Regions from separate parts of the Homo sapiens genome. Here all the other regions are linked to region 5. The links are chromatin contacts, found by Hi-C or POLR2A ChIA-PET in ENCODE. All regions are on one chromosome and are shown on one strand. Each heading gives the region's core, a stretch centred on a gene start or an enhancer-like site at or near the end of the contact. The rest is flanking DNA. Distances are from core to core; before and after follow the strand shown.

Evidence for each region. A loop is a pair of places that touch in the nucleus more often than their neighbours do. ChIA-PET counts read pairs that join two places held with the same protein, here RNA polymerase II (POLR2A). Pooled maps may share reads with other maps.
Region 1: a pooled map shows a loop between it and region 5 (4-fold over the local background). The contact joins the enhancer-like site here to the promoter of RNF145 in region 5. A Hi-C loop is called at or near these places in 5 of 50 pooled maps. POLR2A ChIA-PET finds 5 or more read pairs at or near these places in 2 of 52 experiments (activated B cell and activated T-cell).
Region 2: a map of mucosa of descending colon shows a loop between it and region 5 (5-fold over the local background). The contact joins the enhancer-like site here to the promoter of RNF145 in region 5. A Hi-C loop is called at or near these places in 1 of 168 maps with a recorded cell type or tissue (mucosa of descending colon).
Region 3: a map of OCI-LY7 shows a loop between it and region 5 (8-fold over the local background). The contact joins the promoter of MIR3142HG here to the promoter of RNF145 in region 5. A Hi-C loop is called at or near these places in 2 of 168 maps with a recorded cell type or tissue (GM12878 and OCI-LY7), 3 of 37 single-sample maps with no recorded cell type and 13 of 50 pooled maps. POLR2A ChIA-PET finds 5 or more read pairs at or near these places in 1 of 52 experiments (BJ).
Region 4: a map of B cell shows a loop between it and region 5 (6-fold over the local background). The contact joins the promoter of THG1L here to the promoter of RNF145 in region 5. A Hi-C loop is called at or near these places in 2 of 168 maps with a recorded cell type or tissue (B cell and naive thymus-derived CD4-positive, alpha-beta T cell) and 9 of 50 pooled maps. POLR2A ChIA-PET finds 5 or more read pairs at or near these places in 2 of 52 experiments (H1 and OCI-LY7).
Region 6: a loop to region 5 is called in a map of OCI-LY7, with 4 times the contacts of the local background. The contact joins the enhancer-like site here to the promoter of RNF145 in region 5. A Hi-C loop is called at or near these places in 1 of 168 maps with a recorded cell type or tissue (OCI-LY7), 2 of 37 single-sample maps with no recorded cell type and 8 of 50 pooled maps.

Annotation. Positions count from the first base shown.
Region 1 is chr5:157,540,526-157,543,272 of GRCh38, reverse strand. All of the region lies in intron 3 of ADAM19 (ADAM metallopeptidase domain 19), which reads left to right. Among named protein-coding and RNA genes, the nearest start is that of ADAM19, 34 kb to the left of the region's middle. RefSeq lists enhancers at 1,397-1,506, 1,667-1,726, 2,137-2,236, 2,377-2,496. Within about 2 kb of position 1,417, at least 25 of the 41 ENCODE cell types and tissues checked have a DNase peak (open chromatin) inside an H3K27ac peak, as active enhancers do.
Region 2 is chr5:158,173,803-158,176,502 of GRCh38, reverse strand. No RefSeq gene overlaps it. Among named protein-coding and RNA genes, the nearest start is that of LINC02227, 230 kb to the left of the region's middle. Within about 2 kb of position 1,407, at least 6 of the 41 ENCODE cell types and tissues checked have a DNase peak (open chromatin) inside an H3K27ac peak, as active enhancers do.
Region 3 is chr5:160,466,876-160,469,575 of GRCh38, reverse strand. MIR3142HG (MIR3142 host gene) reads right to left here and starts at 1,325. Exons shown (of 2, transcript NR_132748.1): 1 at 1,136-1,325. RefSeq lists enhancers at 1,221-1,380, 1,411-1,640, 1,108-1,744, 1,745-2,381.
Region 4 is chr5:157,730,080-157,732,779 of GRCh38, reverse strand. THG1L (tRNA-histidine guanylyltransferase 1 like) reads right to left here and starts at 1,360. Exons shown (of 6, transcript NM_017872.5): 1 at 1,149-1,360. The coding sequence starts at 1,339. RefSeq lists an enhancer at 1,084-1,443.
Region 5 is chr5:159,208,154-159,210,921 of GRCh38, reverse strand. RNF145 (ring finger protein 145) reads left to right here and starts at 1,369. Exons shown (of 11, transcript NM_001199383.2): 1 at 1,369-1,691. It overlaps LOC107986468 (a long non-coding RNA gene), which reads right to left. Exons shown (of 2, transcript XR_001742943.2): 1 at 2,242-2,768; 2 at 770-1,063. RefSeq lists enhancers at 897-996, 2,584-2,703, 2,603-2,768 and silencers at 1,167-1,456, 1,497-1,686.
Region 6 is chr5:157,595,169-157,597,868 of GRCh38, reverse strand. No RefSeq gene overlaps it. Among named protein-coding and RNA genes, the nearest start is that of ADAM19, 21 kb to the right of the region's middle. Within about 2 kb of position 1,253, at least 5 of the 41 ENCODE cell types and tissues checked have a DNase peak (open chromatin) inside an H3K27ac peak, as active enhancers do; they include OCI-LY7, where a contact is called at or near this core.

The sequences.
Region 1 (2,747 bases), core at 168-2,667, 1.7 Mb after region 5:
CGTGAAAACAATTTTTATACAAATACATAGTGAGCACTTCTCGAAGTTTTATTTATCTAATTAATGGGCTAACCAGCAAGATGATAAAACTGGTTTAAAATTGGATAAGGGAAACTAAGACGTATTTGTGTGGCGGTGTGTGTGTATTTAATAGTGAAAAAAGGAATGCTGAGATAAGATTGCTAAATTAGACACAAAACTAGTTAATATCCTAGGGGCTGTAAAATCATAACCTTTGGGGTTATCTTTTCTACTAGATGGAAATATTTGCATTTCTGTTGTATCTTATTAAGTTTTTACAAGTTAACATCTGATTTTACAGAGTGGAACAAGGGCTGTCCTAATTAATTGTAAATAGTACATCTTTCAAAGCCACACTCTTCCCATAAAGTCCAGAGAACCGTAGACAGGCCTCTGAGAGTCTAAGGCTTGGCTGTGCTCCCTTAGTGTTTTTTAATTTAATGTTTTGAGACAGAATCTGGCTCTGTCACTCAGGCTGGAGTGCAGTGGTGCAATGTCAGCTTACTGCAGCTTCCGCCTCCCGAGTTCAAGCGATTCTCCTGCCTCAGCCTCCTGAGTAGCTGGGATTACAGGTGCGCGCCACCACACCTGGCTATTTTTTTTTGTAGAGACGGGCTTTCGCCCTGTTGTCCAGGCTGGTCTGGAACTCCTGGCCTCGTGTGATCCACCTGCCTCGGCCTCCCAAAGTCCTGGGATTAGAGGCGTGAGCCATTGCACCCAGCCCTGGCTGTACGCTTGTGTGACATTGAGAGGAACCATAGTCATCTTTTGCTTCATTTCCAGGCTTTGGAAGGGCAGTTGCCTAGTGCAGCTGCTGCTTAAACCAAAGCATTCCGACTTTCCCTCTATGCTGGGTTAGCACCATCTTTAGACTTTTGGAAGGTGATTAGGAGGCTAGAAATAAAAAAAAGAATTAAAAATGTTAAAATTGCTCAAATGGAGTAGAATAATTCCCAGAACCCGAAAACATAAATCACCTGAAAAAAAAAAAACTATTAAAAATACAGATTTCTTAATCCTTCCCTAGAAAAGGGAGGGGATTGTGTATTTTTGAACAGTCTTTCCAGGTGTTGTGCAGTTGTTGGGCTAAGTCGCATGGTGAGAACATTATTACTAACATAGGCAGGATGAAGACCCTCCAGGTGAAATAAGAGAGACCAGAAAAGTGGACCTCCCAAGGCATCATCAGGGTATAAATGCCTGGAGACTCTTGGAAGAATTAGATAGAGAAAGGCCCAGAGAAAGGAGGTGTCAGCAAAACTTGCTACTGAGATGAGCAGAGTGATGCTCGCCTATGCTGAGCTCGTCTGCAGAGGGTGTTTTTCAAGGTAAATGGGAAATTGTTATCACTTTATCTTCACTGGTTTGCTTATCTGAAGCAGGAGGAAGAAGGTTTGAGCTCCCAGAAGATGTTTTGCAAATTCATTTTAGTGTCACTGCTCCTTCCTCTCTAGAGGGTGGTTTAGCCTAGAGAGGCATTTGAAATTTGTCTGACGATAAATAGAACTTAAAGGAATTGTCCTGAGTTTGAAGCTTCTGAGCCTTAGGAAAGACGGGTCTGAGCTGTTTTCAGGCTGCAGTGTACTTTCAGGGCCTGGCTGCTTGTACAGGTTCCAGTTCTTCTTCCCTAGAGAGTGACCTAATGTTTTATGTCCGGTATTTGGGGGTAGCTTATTTTCCTAGGTGGGAGTCTGAAGATGCAGGTTTTGCTCAGGGACTTTGGAATCTAAATGACCCAGATTTTGCTCAACTCTAGTGCTGGCTATTATTATGATGGTGCCGAGACATGGCAGAGTGTCCTACTGATTTCTGCCTGTCCGTGGGCTCCTGAGCACAGAGCAGACAGAGCAGGGGGCAGCAGGGTAGAACAGAAATTGCTTTTCTTTTAAAGCTAGAAAAAAGGAGTGGGCGGAATGGGAAATCTTGCACAGTCCTTTCTCTTCCTGGATGCACATCACTCACAAGTCGTTTCCTGAAAATCCTAATGCAATCCAATGGTGAGAGACGGCTTCCTGCCGGTCTGCTGAGCCAGCCCCTCGTCAGGGAGGAGATGAGAACAAGATGTGGTCAGAGAATGGGGCAGCTGGGCTGGGCCGGGCTGCTCAGTGACCATGTGCCCTCCTCTCTGTGGGACAGCAGCGTCCTTTGGTTCTGAGAGCAGCACCTGGACACATGGGCGTATGTGGACCTAGCTTGGGGGAGCTGCAGAGTTGTTCAAACAGATGGCTGGCCCTAACCCTAGAGTTTCTGTCTGATTCATGAGTCTGGGTGGAGCCTGGCAATTTGCATTTTTAACTAGTTTCTAGATGATGCTGATATTGCTGCTTCAGAAAGGGTGATTAGGTGGAAAATGAAAGCGGATTGTTTTATGTAGATTCAGAGGCCAGAATGAAGGCCTGTGGGTGCCAGTGACAGAGGTGTAGTTTTTAATCCGGAGTAAAACATTAAACTACTGTATGTGGTCAGAAATGGAGTGGGTAGTCTCAGGAGTAGCCTCTCCCTGGAGGTGTCCAGTGGTGAATAGCCATTTGGCAGATTCCTACACGAGATAAAAGGTTCATTCATTCGTTTGCGAGTTTATTCACTCATTCACAGAATGCACATGTACTGCCTGCTTGCTAGGTGCTGGGGGCCGGGGAGAAGACTTCAAAGACACAAGGTCCCTGTTTTTGGGGAGCTCACAGTGTAATTGGGGTTTGACTACATGATTTCTAGGGTTCCTTTCA
Region 2 (2,700 bases), core at 158-2,657, 1.0 Mb after region 5:
GATGTCCCCAGCACCAGGCTGCCAGCCAACAAGAGGGCAGCTCCGCACAGCTGCATTGCAAAGCAGCAGACCAGGGCGAGCTACTAACATGTGGATGCCGCCACTCCACAACTTGCTTAAAAGCCACACTGTGTTTCCTGGACAATGGCCGCAGGCCAAAACACACACATTCCAGTTTTTACGACTATAAGGTAAGCATTCTTTTAATGGCTCTTTCCCTGTTCCTTCACTCTCATTTGTGTTGTTTTCCTGGTTCCCTCTCCTGGATTTTTTCCTTTCTTAGCTCAGCTCTGCTCTCTGCCTCCCTTGTTTCCAGAGCCTCCTGCCTCAAAGCTTCCTTGTCTCTATCTCCTGCCTGGCTTTTCTGCAGCTTCCTTACTGTAGTAGTCTTCTCCTCCTTTCTGGGTTTTGGTCAGCTTTTCCCTAATTACTAGACTTCCCTTCCTCCTGTCTTCCTGTTTGCTTAAGGAAGCCTCCCTCCCCTCCCTTCACTTGTGTCTTCTTCCCACTTCTGCCAGCCTGCCGGCCTCTCTGCTTCCCAGTGGCCTCTCCCCATTGCCCTTTTCTTCCTTTCTGGACACCTGGTCATCCTTGCCCCACTCTCCCTTCCCCACACCCTTCATCTTTCACCTCTGTTCTTTGTCCCTTGTCTCCTCTCTCTGCTCCTCCCTCCCCTCCCTCATGGGTCCCCTCCTGGTTTCCATCCCCCCATCACCCCTCCCCTTATCTTTGTTTTCCTTCTTTCTGGCTGCTGATAGAGTGGGAGTAGTTGCAGGCTGTGTCCCTGATTTCACATGCAGACCAGGAGCCAGCCTGTCAGTCTAACAATAAAATTGCACGGAAACGGAGGTCTCAGTGCCTACATGCAGTTTGCCCCTAAATGGAGCTGAGCTAGAAGGTTTCAGAGCAAAGCCACCAAGAGTCCCAGGCATCTGGTTCTACAGGCAGGATAGAGAAAGGACTTACTGTTTCTTTTTCCCACTGATCTGGTGTAAGTCAAGGCCAAAGACCAGGGCTGAGACGTGTCATTTGTAGGTTGCAGCCTTGGGGTGGGACCTCCATGACCATCCCTGCCTCCTGACAATAATACACAAAACACACACGTGCGCACACACACACACATGCTCATTTTCTTATTCACTTTCCTTCAGAGCAAAGGCCCTGTAACTTTTCAGATGAAGTATACAAAACTCCCACACTGCAAAATAAAAGCTATAAAGAGAACAAGAGCCACTACCACAGAAGGAGATGTTGCTGCTGGGGAAAGGGCTGCCTCCATCCCCTCTACTCCCGCCCATCAATTCTTTTCAACTTTAGTTGTTCCCTGTTTCCTTGACTGAGCCCCCATTCAAGCTGAGCTGGTGCCTTTCCTTAGAGGACAGCGCCATCTAGCAGGTGAAATGCCAGACCCTTAGCTGAGAGGCGAGAAGAAAAACTTTCCCAGCTGCAGGCTCCCTGGTTCCCAGCTTCTCTTTTTAAGTCTCAGCCAGTCAAACCCCAACAGGTCTGAAAAAATGTGATTTAACCCTTTAGCCTTGTTGAAGATTTAAGTGTCTTCCAATCACCCCTATTTCTCCAGTGCCTGATTTTGTTTCCATCTGTGGCCTTAGTTCCTAGAAAAAGCTAGAACGTTCTAGGTGAGCCAACAGTCTGCGTCTGATGCTTGGGACTTAAGGTGACTTTTTTTTTTTTTTTTTTTTTTTTTTGAGACGGAGTCTCGCTTTGTCGCCCAGGCTGGAGTGCAGTGGCACCATCTCGGCTCACCACAAGCTCCGCCTCCCAGGTTCACGCCATTCTCCTGCCTCAGCCTCCCAAGTAGCTGGGACTACAGGCACCCGCCACACACATGGCTAAGTTTTTTGTATTTTTTTAGTACAGATGGGGTTTCACCGTGTTAGCCAGGATGGTCTCGATCTCCTGACCTTGTGATCCGCCCGCCTCAGCCTCCCAAAGTGCTGGGATTACAGGCGTGAGCCACCGCGCCCAGCCTTCAGGTGATTTTTTCCAAAGCAAAACAAAATAGAATTTCCCAAAGCAGTCTAGAGGATGGCTTAGGCTCCATCTGGAGTTAAGTGGCAATCTTTCTTTCTCTTTCCTTTTTCTATCACGGTTTCGTCTTTCCTTCTGTAAAGACCCTATCTCCAAATATGCCCGCATTCTGAGATAGTGGGGGTTTATGACTTCAACATCAACTTCTGGAAGAACACAATTCAGCCCATAACAGATGGCAGATGGTTTTCTTTTCTCTTGCAAACTCTGATCAGTTGGTGGTGGCTGCTCAGACCCCTTGCCAAAGAGAGTGAGAAGGATTCTAAGATCAAATCCATATGGGGCAGAAAAGAGTGCTGTGAATGACTGTCAATGTCTGCTACAGGCATGGGAGTATGGAGGGGCAGCGGGATGGTCCCATGCTTGCCCTTGCTGGAGTAGGGCATGTGCACAACATAGACCCTGCCTCTCAGGAGCAGGGAACATCTATCAGCACTATATATCTCAACATACCAAAAACATCCCAAGGCCACACTTCTGAAAGAAGGCCCAGGGCCATTGTGTAGTCCTCTCAAGCCCTTCATTTTACAGATGAGGAAAACTGAGGTCCAGAGAGCTTGTGTCTTGCCTATGATCCCTCAGCTCCTTTGTGGCAATACCAAGACTAGACCCTAACTTCATATCTCCTGACCTATTTGCTTTTTCCCAAGA
Region 3 (2,700 bases), core at 76-2,575, 1.3 Mb before region 5:
TAAAGAGAAGCCAGTTCTGTCCAAAAACCCATTGTTAATAACGGGGATAAAGTGTCAGTAAAGCGCTACACTCAGAAGGGTTTGGGGCAAAATCAAAGCAGAACCAGGGCACACAAATAAAATAAAGGACACTGCACTTTGGGAGGCCGAAGCGGGCGGATCACCTGAGGTCAGGAGTTCAAGACCAGCCTGGCCAACGTGGCGAAACCCTGTCTCTACTAAAAATACAAAAATTAGCCAGGCATTGTGGCGCGCATCTGTAATCCCAGCTACTCTCGAGGCTGAGGCACAAGAATTGCTTGGACCCAGGAGGCGGAGGTTGCAGTGAGCCGAGATCTTACCACTGCCCTCCAGCCCGGGCGACAGGCCGGGAGCAAGACTCCATCTCAAAAAGAAAAAGAAAAAAAAGAAAGAAAGGACACTGAATGTGAAGGTCTCAAATGACAAGAAAATACCGTAATACAATAATTAAACCCATTGAGGCATCAAGAAAGAAAAGTGACACTGTTTGCCAATTAGTATACAAGTCAGGTTCAGTATGTAAAAGATTCTTTTTAAAAAAATAGAAAATTTAAAAAAAATTCTTACTATCCAAAGACAAGATTGAAATTGAGAATAGGAACACAATAAACAAAAAGTAATAGCCATAGTCTTCCAACCCTGAAACCTCCTAAGAGCACCATATTTACTGTCCAATATTTTCATGCTATTGTCACTGCAAGAAAGTTTATGACTTGCTAAATAGAGACCACAGTCTACAACTCCAGGTTTAAAGCATATTATTTTATCATCCATAGAGATTCTAAACCACTTCCTGACCCCACTCTATCCCCCCCCACCCTGAAAATAACAAAAGGTTAAAAATATGTCCCTTTTGAAAATGGAGCCACATCTTTACTAAAGCACTGGAAATATCTCCAAGTCACTGACATTTTTATATTTCTAGACCATGACAAAAGTCTCACCTACTTGATTCTAATGTCATTTCAATATGCCTTAAACATCTTGATTATATCTTTAATGTGCCATTTACTCTGCAATAATCCACTGTACAAAAGCCTGCTGCCTCTCAAACAGAAGATAAGTACATAATAAATCAGCTTGCAATGATTATTTTTTCCCAGCTCATACTCACAGCGAGCTCCTAAAATTTCATTTTATTTTATCATTTCCAATTCAGCCGCTGTTCTCCCCCTCCTCGTTGTGCTACTGTCTCCTGTCCATCCTGTCCACCCTTTGGCATGCCTTCCGGCCCAGGGTTTACCACTCCAATCGGCCCTGCTGGTGCCATCCAGGAAAGGAAGAGCGGTCAAGCGTCTTGGAGAAAGAGCATCTTTCTGGAGAGACTCTTATTTGCTGGGGTAGAGGAAGGCAGCTAAGGCCTATTTGCATATGCTTTTATTCCATTTCCACACCCTGCACGCTAACCCTCTCTGGAAAGTCCCTTCTAGATCCCTCCTCGGCACAGCGAGGGAGGAAGAGGCTGGGCCGGAATGGAAGGTTCCAGCCTGGCAGTGTCAGCTTCTCTCCGCGGAGCTGAGGGGGAAGCCTCCACCTTCCCCATCATGCGTGCAGGGTCTGGACCCCCGGGTCGGGGACCCTCTTGCAGCACGTGTCAGGAGCAGCCTGGTGCTTTGGCCTGCGCGCTCTAGAGCGTTCTGTGCAGGATGCGCCTGCTCCCCTGCAGCCTCCCCCGAGGAAGTTCTGGTCAGGCGCTGGGTCCCCAGGCTTCCTGTCTGTACTCTCCGCAGCCCCGCGGGGAAATCCCGAGAGCTTTATCGGCTGCCCAATGAGCCTGTTGGCTTTTCAAGTGCGCGCAGGCTGAGTTTCAGCCAAAACCTCAATTTAAACGTTAACCAAAAATAAATAAATAACATGTGTGCAGGCATTTAAAAAGAGAGACTGCCTTTGGGGAGAAGATCAGGCAGAAAGCTCCCTTGTTTCATTGCTGCAGATACACGAGGCCTGGATTTGCTCACCCTTTGAACAAAGGGATTCTTTGAACTGTAAACTGACCTGGCAGGCGGAACACTGAGAAATCTTCCTGAGCACCTTTCTCTGGAAATGTGAACATTCAAGGCAGTCTTGTGTGTCAGCTAAAGAGAACAGTCATAGCTAAATTTTAATGGGCACCTACTAGGCACCAGGCACTCTGCTAAATGTATCACGTGCATCATCTTCCCTAATCCCACAGCAATCATCCATAGCAGGTAGCCCGAATTATTATCTCCATTTTGTGATCCCCTTTTACTCATAAGGGAATTTTATCTTTGGTGAGGTTAGGGGGACTTGCCTAAGGTCACACAATTAGTAAGTGTTTCCATGGGTGCCCTTAGCTGCTCCTTTTCCCAAACTGGAAAGAACGTACAAGGCCTTTGGAATGTGCAACTGCAAATTCAAATTCCCAGTCGAGAAAATATAGCTTCCTTTCCTTGGTCACGTGCTCATGGACCGAAAAAGACCAGCTCAAAGGATTTTGCTTCCAGGCAGATGTAGTCACTTTCCTGACCTCCCCTGAAGGTTTTTGTTGCTTATCTTGCTGAGCTCCCAAAAGGTTTGTTTGAACGTCTACTATAGATAACGTTTTTAAAAGCAAATATTTATTGAGCAATTGTTATACACCAGACACTGTTCATAAAAACATGTTCTTATTTAATACTCCTAAGAACCCTAAAAAGCAGATACTATTCTTAGATTAGA
Region 4 (2,700 bases), core at 111-2,610, 1.5 Mb after region 5:
GAAGATAATGTAATAGCACTGTGAACTCAAATGCTCAACTAGCCACAACCTGATCCATTTTCTTAAGAACTTAGTTTTTTTCCTGCCCTGAAATTGAGAAAGCCAGACAGAAATGCTAAGCCTCAACTCTCCTTTCTGTGAAATGGGAATAAAAGAATATTTACCTCATTGGGTTGTCCTGAAGATTAGGGAGAAGATAAAAGTAATCATACCTAGCTCCTAGTAAGTGCTCAATAAATGTTAGTTATAATAATCATTAACAATGCAGCCCTCTTCAAAGATTAAATTCCCATCTTTCTGTTATATTTCTTTCTCCCCCTCCCTCTTTTTCTGAGACAGGGTCTTGCTCTGTCACCCAAGCTGGAGTGCAGTGTCCAATCACCGCTCACTGCAGCCTTGACCTCCCAGGCTCAAGCGATCCTTCCACCTCAGCCTTCCCAGTAGCTGGAACTACATGTGTGCACCACTGCGCCGGGCAAATTAAATTTTTTCTTTTTCTTTCTTTCTCTCTTCCTTCTTTCTCTCTCTCTCTCTCTTTTTTTTTTTTTTTTTTTTTTTTTTTTTGTAGTGGCGGAGTTTCACAAACAACAACCACAGAAAAAACAAAACAAAAACAAAAACTTGGTCTCCAACTCCTGGCCTTAAGTGATCCTCCTGCCTCCCGCGCCCAGCCTTCTCTTTTTTTCTGACTCTCTGTTGAATCTAGTCCATGTGGCCTGTTACTGATAATGAAGCACAGACGTTAAGTATTGCCCACAAGCAAGGCTTACACAGACTTCTGAACAGTCAGCATTCAAAGATATCTAACAGAATAGCTAGGCAATTGGCTTAAGAGCTTAAATATTGTGCATGAGAGTGACTTTTAACAACAGGTCCTTGCTAACAAGTCTCTGTTCACTTAACACGGGCACTCCAAGCCAGATCCTCATCACGGGAGCACATCGCCCATTCAATTACGCTAACAGCCAGCGTTCAGGCACTGTCCTAGCCAACACGCAGGGCGGGGCAATGCTCCATGCTGCGCACTCATTGGCTACCGCGTTACCCTGGTAACCGTGACTGGAGCGGGCGGGAGGACTTGCAAGGGAAGAAGCTGGATTCCCCGGAAGCGCTGGCGCATCGCGACGCCCCGAGTCGAGCTCGCTCACCGATGGAAATTCCGGCCGTCCAGCCGCACTACCACCCAGCAGTGTGCCAGGCAGGTGTCGTCAGCCTCGAAGTCCCTCACGTACTCGAACTTGCTTTTTGCCATGGTCGCCCCCAATCTCAGGTACCGTCTCAGAGTGATGGAAATGGTGGCCAAGGAATCGTGAACCTTAACTTTACAGGCGCCCCACATTCTACACGCGGAAAGGAAAGGGCCAGATAGCCCCGCCCCGGAAGTGTTCTCTTCGCGGCTACTCTAGCCGTAGGGCAGTCATAGTCTCTCTCGCCTCTCCCTGTAGTTCTTAACCTCCCAGGCAAAGAGGATGGAGGTTTAGGTTCCTCCGTTAGCACCTTCCACGCTTGCTTCTTCCTCCTCCCGTCCTGCGGCAAATCAGTCTCACGAGGTTTTTAAAAATTATTTTTTATCTGCTGGTCTTGACTTACTGGCAAAAGCAATCAGTGTCCCCGTTAGTGCCCAGATCAAAATCATACCCCAACCTAAAAAAAAAAAAAAAAAAAAAAATTCTTTTTCTGGTGTTTGAAGGTGTAGCTGTGATGTTTCCCCTTTTCTTAGTGGCATTTATTAACTTGTAGAAAATCTGGAATACACCAAAACTATAGTTAAGAAAATTAACACTTTGTTTCTCCGTCTTTCCCATCAAAGCATTGTGGATGGTTCCTTTCAGTCTTTTTTCTTTTTGTGTATGTAGGTTTACACAGGGAATGCACAAGATTGGAATTATTCGCCTATACAATGTTTATATATTTTTCCACTCAGCTTGAGCATTTGCCAGTATCATCAATTATTCCAAAGTGTGATTTTTAAAAGAAAAATGGACTCAATATTCCAACATATGGGTATACTAAATTGATTTATTCAACTTTTTCACCATTAAATAATCACAGAACCAGTGTTTGATATCTTGTTGCTGGTGGATAATAGTAAAAATAAAATCCTAATATTTGTGTCATACTTTGTGATTTACAAAGCTCTTTCAAATTCATTACCTACTTACTTACTTTTTTTTTTTTTCCATCCTCAAGAAAGATATTCAGGCCAGGCACGGTGGCTGACGCCTGTAATCCCAGCACTTTGGGAGGCAGAGGCAGGAGGATTGCTTGAGTTCAGGAGATTCATACCAGCCTTGGCAACGTAGCAAGACCCCTGTTCCTACAAAAAAGAAAAAAAATTATCCAGGCTTAGTAGCCCATGCCCGTAGTCCTAGCTATGGGAGGATGAGGTGGGAAGATACTTGAGGCCAGGAGTTCGAGACTGCAGTGACCCATCATTAGCCACTGCACTCCAGCCTTGGTGACAGAGCAAGAATCTGTCTCTAAAGAAAAAGAAAAATATTCAAACAATATAAATCCTTTTATATGTAGCAAAAAGTCTCTCACTGACTCCTAACAACATACTTTAGGCAGTTACTGTTACCAGTTTTTTGTGTATCCATACAGGGATCTATATCAGTATGTGTGTATATCCTCATAATAGTACCACAAATGGTAGTCATCACTCCTTTGATGCTCAGAGTAACATCAGAGGGATGCAAA
Region 5 (2,768 bases), core at 120-2,619:
AGTGAGTTATGTACACAATTCCCACACATTTTAAACACTTGATTCCTACAGAGCTATCAAACTAATGGAAGGCAAGTTACTCAGAGTTTGGTTGACTGATACCTCCAGGGATTGCATTTTCTAAATACAGAGCTTGCTTTCACAATTTCAGCAGGATACAAGAGTGTTCAGAATTGGGGGTTTACCATTCAAAGGGCAGAGGCCAGAGACTTGAATTTACAAGGAGGGTCCTCAACACAGACATCGAGATTACAGTACATTAATTTCTCTTGCACATGAAGAAGTTGAGGCTTCACAATTTCAGCATGACCCAGTATAGTTGCAACATCTTACCCATCACTGGGTGTGTATCTTCTGTGTACACTGGCCCTTTCAACATCTAAGGCCAGGCTAGGTGCTCATAGCAACTGGCTCCCCAGGAACTAACGAAAGAGAAAGCAAGAAACAGTGGAGGGGTTTTGGTGATGGTGGAAGGCAGGGGAGATAGAAGTGGGGGTTGCAGAAGGTCGTGGTGAGGCAGAGTGGCAGACAAATGGGGAATGAGAAGTCTTGCCAAGCCCAGAAGACTATCGTTGTGTAAACACACAATATGCTTCAGGCTATGTATTCTGGGCAACAGTTCCTGCCCTAAAAGGTGTGGACATTTAAATTAGGGTAGGATTGCGCATTCTGTGATAGAGACTGGCACAGAGACAAAGTGGAACTCCTCTACGTTGGGGAGGGGAAAACATACATTAGCCTGTTTTGAACCTTAGACCAAGACAAGACAAACACACAAACACCATTTAATTTCATACTGCAATAAAATTCTTTGTACCAAACCATGGGATCAAAATTGTTACAGATACTCAGTGAACAGTTCCAATGCATTCATTCATCCAGTCACTTACTCCACAGGGGTTTGAGTGCCTGCACTTGGTGCTGGGCACGGCTGAGCCATCCCAGACGCCAAGGAGTTTACAGTCTAGTCCAGTCAGTGACGAGGTTAAAACGAATTCTCGCATCATTGCTACTGCGAATGCACCGGGACAGGATCAGCCCTTCAAATTCTCCCACGTGGTCCCTGCAGGTGAGTGTGGGTGTGAGCGCTTGCGGCCCGTGGTGTTTGGGAGTGAGAGAGCACGTGTGTCAGAATGGCGCCTGTCACAGTGCGCGTCCAGGTGTCTCTGCAGTACGCCTCTCCATAGCCACCCGAGCCGGGCTGTATGGGCTTGGCTAGGCTTATGTCTCCCGCCCACGCACCGGAGGCGGTGCGGAAAGCACTCCGCGGGCGCGATTGTGAGTGAGCGCGGGCGCGCGCGGGAGGGGCGCGCCGCGCTGGCTGGGCCGCGCGCAGGCGCAGAGTGCGGAAGTCGGGCCGCGGCCGCCGCAGAGCGCCGGGGGCGGGAGGAGCAAACGCAGGAGGCCATGGCCGCCGACGCCGGCGCCGGCTGCTAAGGGGCTCGGCCCGCGAGCGCCTGCTGCCGCGGACGATGGTGACCGTACGGGCCGGGCCGCTGCCGCTGCCGCTGCCTCCGCCTCCCCAGAAGCAACATCCGAGGCTCGGCGCAGAAGAGCCGCCGCTGTGAGCCGTGCCGTACCGGCCCCCGCCGCCGCCCGAGGAGAACGGGAGGGCGGGCGAGAGAGCCGGGGAGTTGCGGAGCCCGCCCGCCGGCAGCGCCGCTCCCCAGGGAGGGAGTCCGCAGCCTGAGGTGACCACGCCGCCCGCCCGGCCCCTTCCCATCCCCGCGCCCCCCGGCCGCTTCCCACGGCCTCCCTCCCCTCCCCCATCGCGTCGCAGGCTCCTTCCTCTTCTCCCTGTTCGCCCCTTTCCTTTTATCTCGCTTCACCTCCCTCTTCTCCCTAGCATTGGAGGAGTCCACATCCCCTCTTCAGCCGCAGCACCCCTCCCTCCCATCCTCTAGCTCTTCCCGCGGTGGTCGCCTCCCTCCGACCCTGCTCTCCCCTCCTGGGCCCCGCGCAAAGCCCCCTCTGTTCCAGCTCCCGGGCCTCGGCTGCCTCCCCGCCCTCCCATCCCTTCCTCTTCCCAGGGCCTGGAGCGCTCCCTTACATTCCTGAGATGCCCTTCCTCGGGGCTGTCCCCCTTTGCCTCCCCAGCATCCCATTTCTAGGCCTTTTTCAAGACCCTTCCAGAGCGGCCCCTTTCCAGCTCCCTTTCTCGTTTCCATTTCCAACTTTGCCTCTTTTGCCTCTTTGTTCACTTTGCTTCCAAGCTCCCCTCCCTCTTTCCCTTCGTCTTACCCTGCTTTGATCTACGCAGCCCCAAACTCAAGCTCCCCGCTTTCAGGTGGTGCGAGGTTGTTTGGGGGTGCGGAAGGGCCTGCCAGTCCATTTTTCGAGGGGGGCCCATTGCTCTGCATCCCGTCCGTCAGTCCCTTTTATAGTAAGAGGGCTCCTCATCCCTTCCTTTTTGTCCCCGTGGTTTCCTCTGTCTTGCCATCCCTTCTGTCTTCTCCCTCCAATACTGCTTTCCCCACCCAAGGACCCTCAGACCCGTGAACCCCCTTTCTGGAATGAGTTCCCTTTCTGTTCGGGGATGCTGAACTTCGCCCGCGTTTTTCTTCGCGAGCCTTTTGGTACGTGGCGTGGCGCGACAGAGTCAGCACCCTTGGCGAGATAGGAGGGGAGCTCTCGAGCCTCTTTCCTGGAAGAGTTTTTGCTGAACGTAATCTCTTAGCCCCGCGGCGGCGGCGGCCCGGTTGCTGCTGCTACTGCTGCTGCGCTGCCTGCTTGCCGCGAGCTGGGTTGGGGTTACTGTAGTTCAAACG
Region 6 (2,700 bases), core at 4-2,503, 1.6 Mb after region 5:
GCCAGGCTGGTCTCTAACTCCTGACCTCAGGTGATCCGCCTGCCTCGGCCTCCCAAAATGCTGGGATTACAGGCGTGAGCCACCGTACCCGGTCTATGTGCACTCTTTTAGTATGTTTGTGGCACTTCAATTAGAGTTAAAAAAATAAATAACGCTTCAATGAACATCCTGATAGCTATGTTTTTGCAGAAATTCCTGTTATTTTCTTTTGACTGAATTTCTAGAAGTGGAATTGCTGAATAACATGGTTCAAACATTTGTATAGCTTTCAATGTCTCTTATCAACTCTCCAGGGGCTGCTTTTATCTCCTTGTACTTAGCACTTGACACCGTCTAACAGATGTTTGTTGAATGGGTGAATGAATGAAGGCCTTCTTTCAGGTCCTGGAATGAATAGAGGCCTTTCAAGCCTGAGAATGGTGGCTGTCTCTGCCACCTGAAACTTTCTTCCCTCTGTTCTTCATACCAACCACAAACTCTCAGCTCAAAAAACAACTCAAGAGAGCCTTACCCCACCATGCTGTCTAAAGTAGTCCTCCTTTCTCATTCTCTCTTTTAGCATCAATTGTTTACAAATATCAATGTGTAATTATTATATTTTATGTATATGTGTATTTGCTCACTTGCTTACTGTCATCTTTCCCACTAGATGCTAAGTACCGTGAAGATAGGAATGACATGTGTCTTTGTCCACTCTTATAATCCCAGCAGCTAGCACAGTGCCTAGAATGGAGGAGGCCTTTGCATGATTGAGATATTTTCAGTCACAAGTGACAGACCTCTAACTCAGACTAGCTTGAGCAAAAAAGAAAATTATTGGCTCATGTAGTTGAAAAGTTGAGGCGGCTGACTTCAGGCATGGCTAAATCCACAGGTTCAAATAATAATACTAGGACCTTGTCTCTCTCTTTCTCCATACCTCTTACCACTGTTTGACTTCATTTTTTAGACAGGTTCTTTCCTGACATGGCAGCAAGAAGACAACTCATAGCTCCAAACTTATATTGCTTACCATCTCAGACGAGAAGAAAGCAAATTTTTGATAGAGCTGTCAAGAGTCTTGGGGAAGATGCCCATTGGTCCAGCTTAGGGCCATATACCCATCACTGAGCCAAGCACAGTGGGTTTAATGATGCAGTTCTACACCCAGGCGTTGTGTTCTTGACTATTCCTGAGCAGTGGTTGGGGAGGAGAGGAAGATCCACCCACTCAGACCACAAGAGCAGATGTGAGCAAGGGCTGACTTATTTGCCTAATTCTCACTTCAACTTACCACTCAACCAGCTGCAGGAACTCGACTTTCTGAGTGTGTGCAGCCATTAACCTAAAACTAGGCAGTCGAGACCTACAGGTCTTCGAGCTGTTCTCTGGCTAAGTGGAGCCAGCTGAAATTAAGTGCTTTATTGATTGCCATTTTAAACAATAATTTCAACTTTCATTTTAGATTCAGGGGTACATGTGCAGGTTTGTTACATGGGTATATTGCATGATGCTGAGGTTTGGGATGTGAATGATCCCATTACCCGGGTAGTAAGCATGGTATCCAATAGCTTTTTTTTCAACCCTTGCCCCACCGCTTCCCCCTCTAGTAGTCCCCGTTGTCTATTGTTTCCATATTTATGTCCATATGCACTCAATGTTTAGCTCCCACTTATTTATGAGAACATGCAGTATTTGGTTTTCTGTTCCTGTGTTAATTTGCTTAGGATAATGGCCTCCAGCTGCATCCATGTTGCTGCAAAGAACATTATTTCATTCTTTTTTATAGCTGCATAGTATTTCATGGTGTATATGGACCACATTATCTTTATCCAATTTACCACTGGTGGGCACCTAGGTTAGTTGATTCCATGTCTTTGCTATTGTGAATAGCACCGCAATGAACATGTGAGTGTATGTGTCTTTTTGGTAGAATGATTTATTTTCTTTTGGATATATACCCAGTAATGGAATTGCTGGGTTGATGGTAGTTCTATTTAAGTCCTTTGAGAAATCTCCAAACTGCTTTCCACGGTGGCTGAGCTAATTTACATTCCCACCAGCAATGTATAAGCATTCCGTTTTCTCCACAGCCTTGCCAGCATCTGTTGTTTTCTGACTTTTTAATAATAGCCATTCTGACTAGAGTGTGGTATCTCATCGTAGTTTTGATTTGCATTTCTCTGATGATTAGGGATGTTGAGCTGATTGCCATTTTCAATTGGGTAGTATATTGCTGGGTTTTTCCTGAATGCTTTTGCCTCTGCAGTTTATTTAGGGGTTTAGGTGGAGATCTGTCCTTTGTAACAAACATAGGGGTGGAGTTCATATATAAGATTTTTTCCTTTCACAATCCTTATTCTAAATGGGTCTGTTTATACAAGTTTCTTGATCTGTTTAAAGATCACACCCCCACTCTTCCCGTTTTATCCACATCCTTCTCCTGCTTCAACCAGATCAACCCAAAGTTGACTGAGCTAAGTGAAAAACAGGAATTTTCATATTGGTATGCAGGGGTATATCAGATACATAAACTTGCTGGCAGCCTTAGTATTCACAGCCTTGCAGACTCACCACTTCAGACTTTTAATCTGGTTCCCTTTTCAGGATTTGTCCATGACCTTGAGGAAGTCAATTTCCTCTTTCTGGACCTTAGTAGCCCTAGCTATAAAATGAAATGGTGACCCTATCTGCAGGGCAAGATGGTTTCTAAAGTATCCC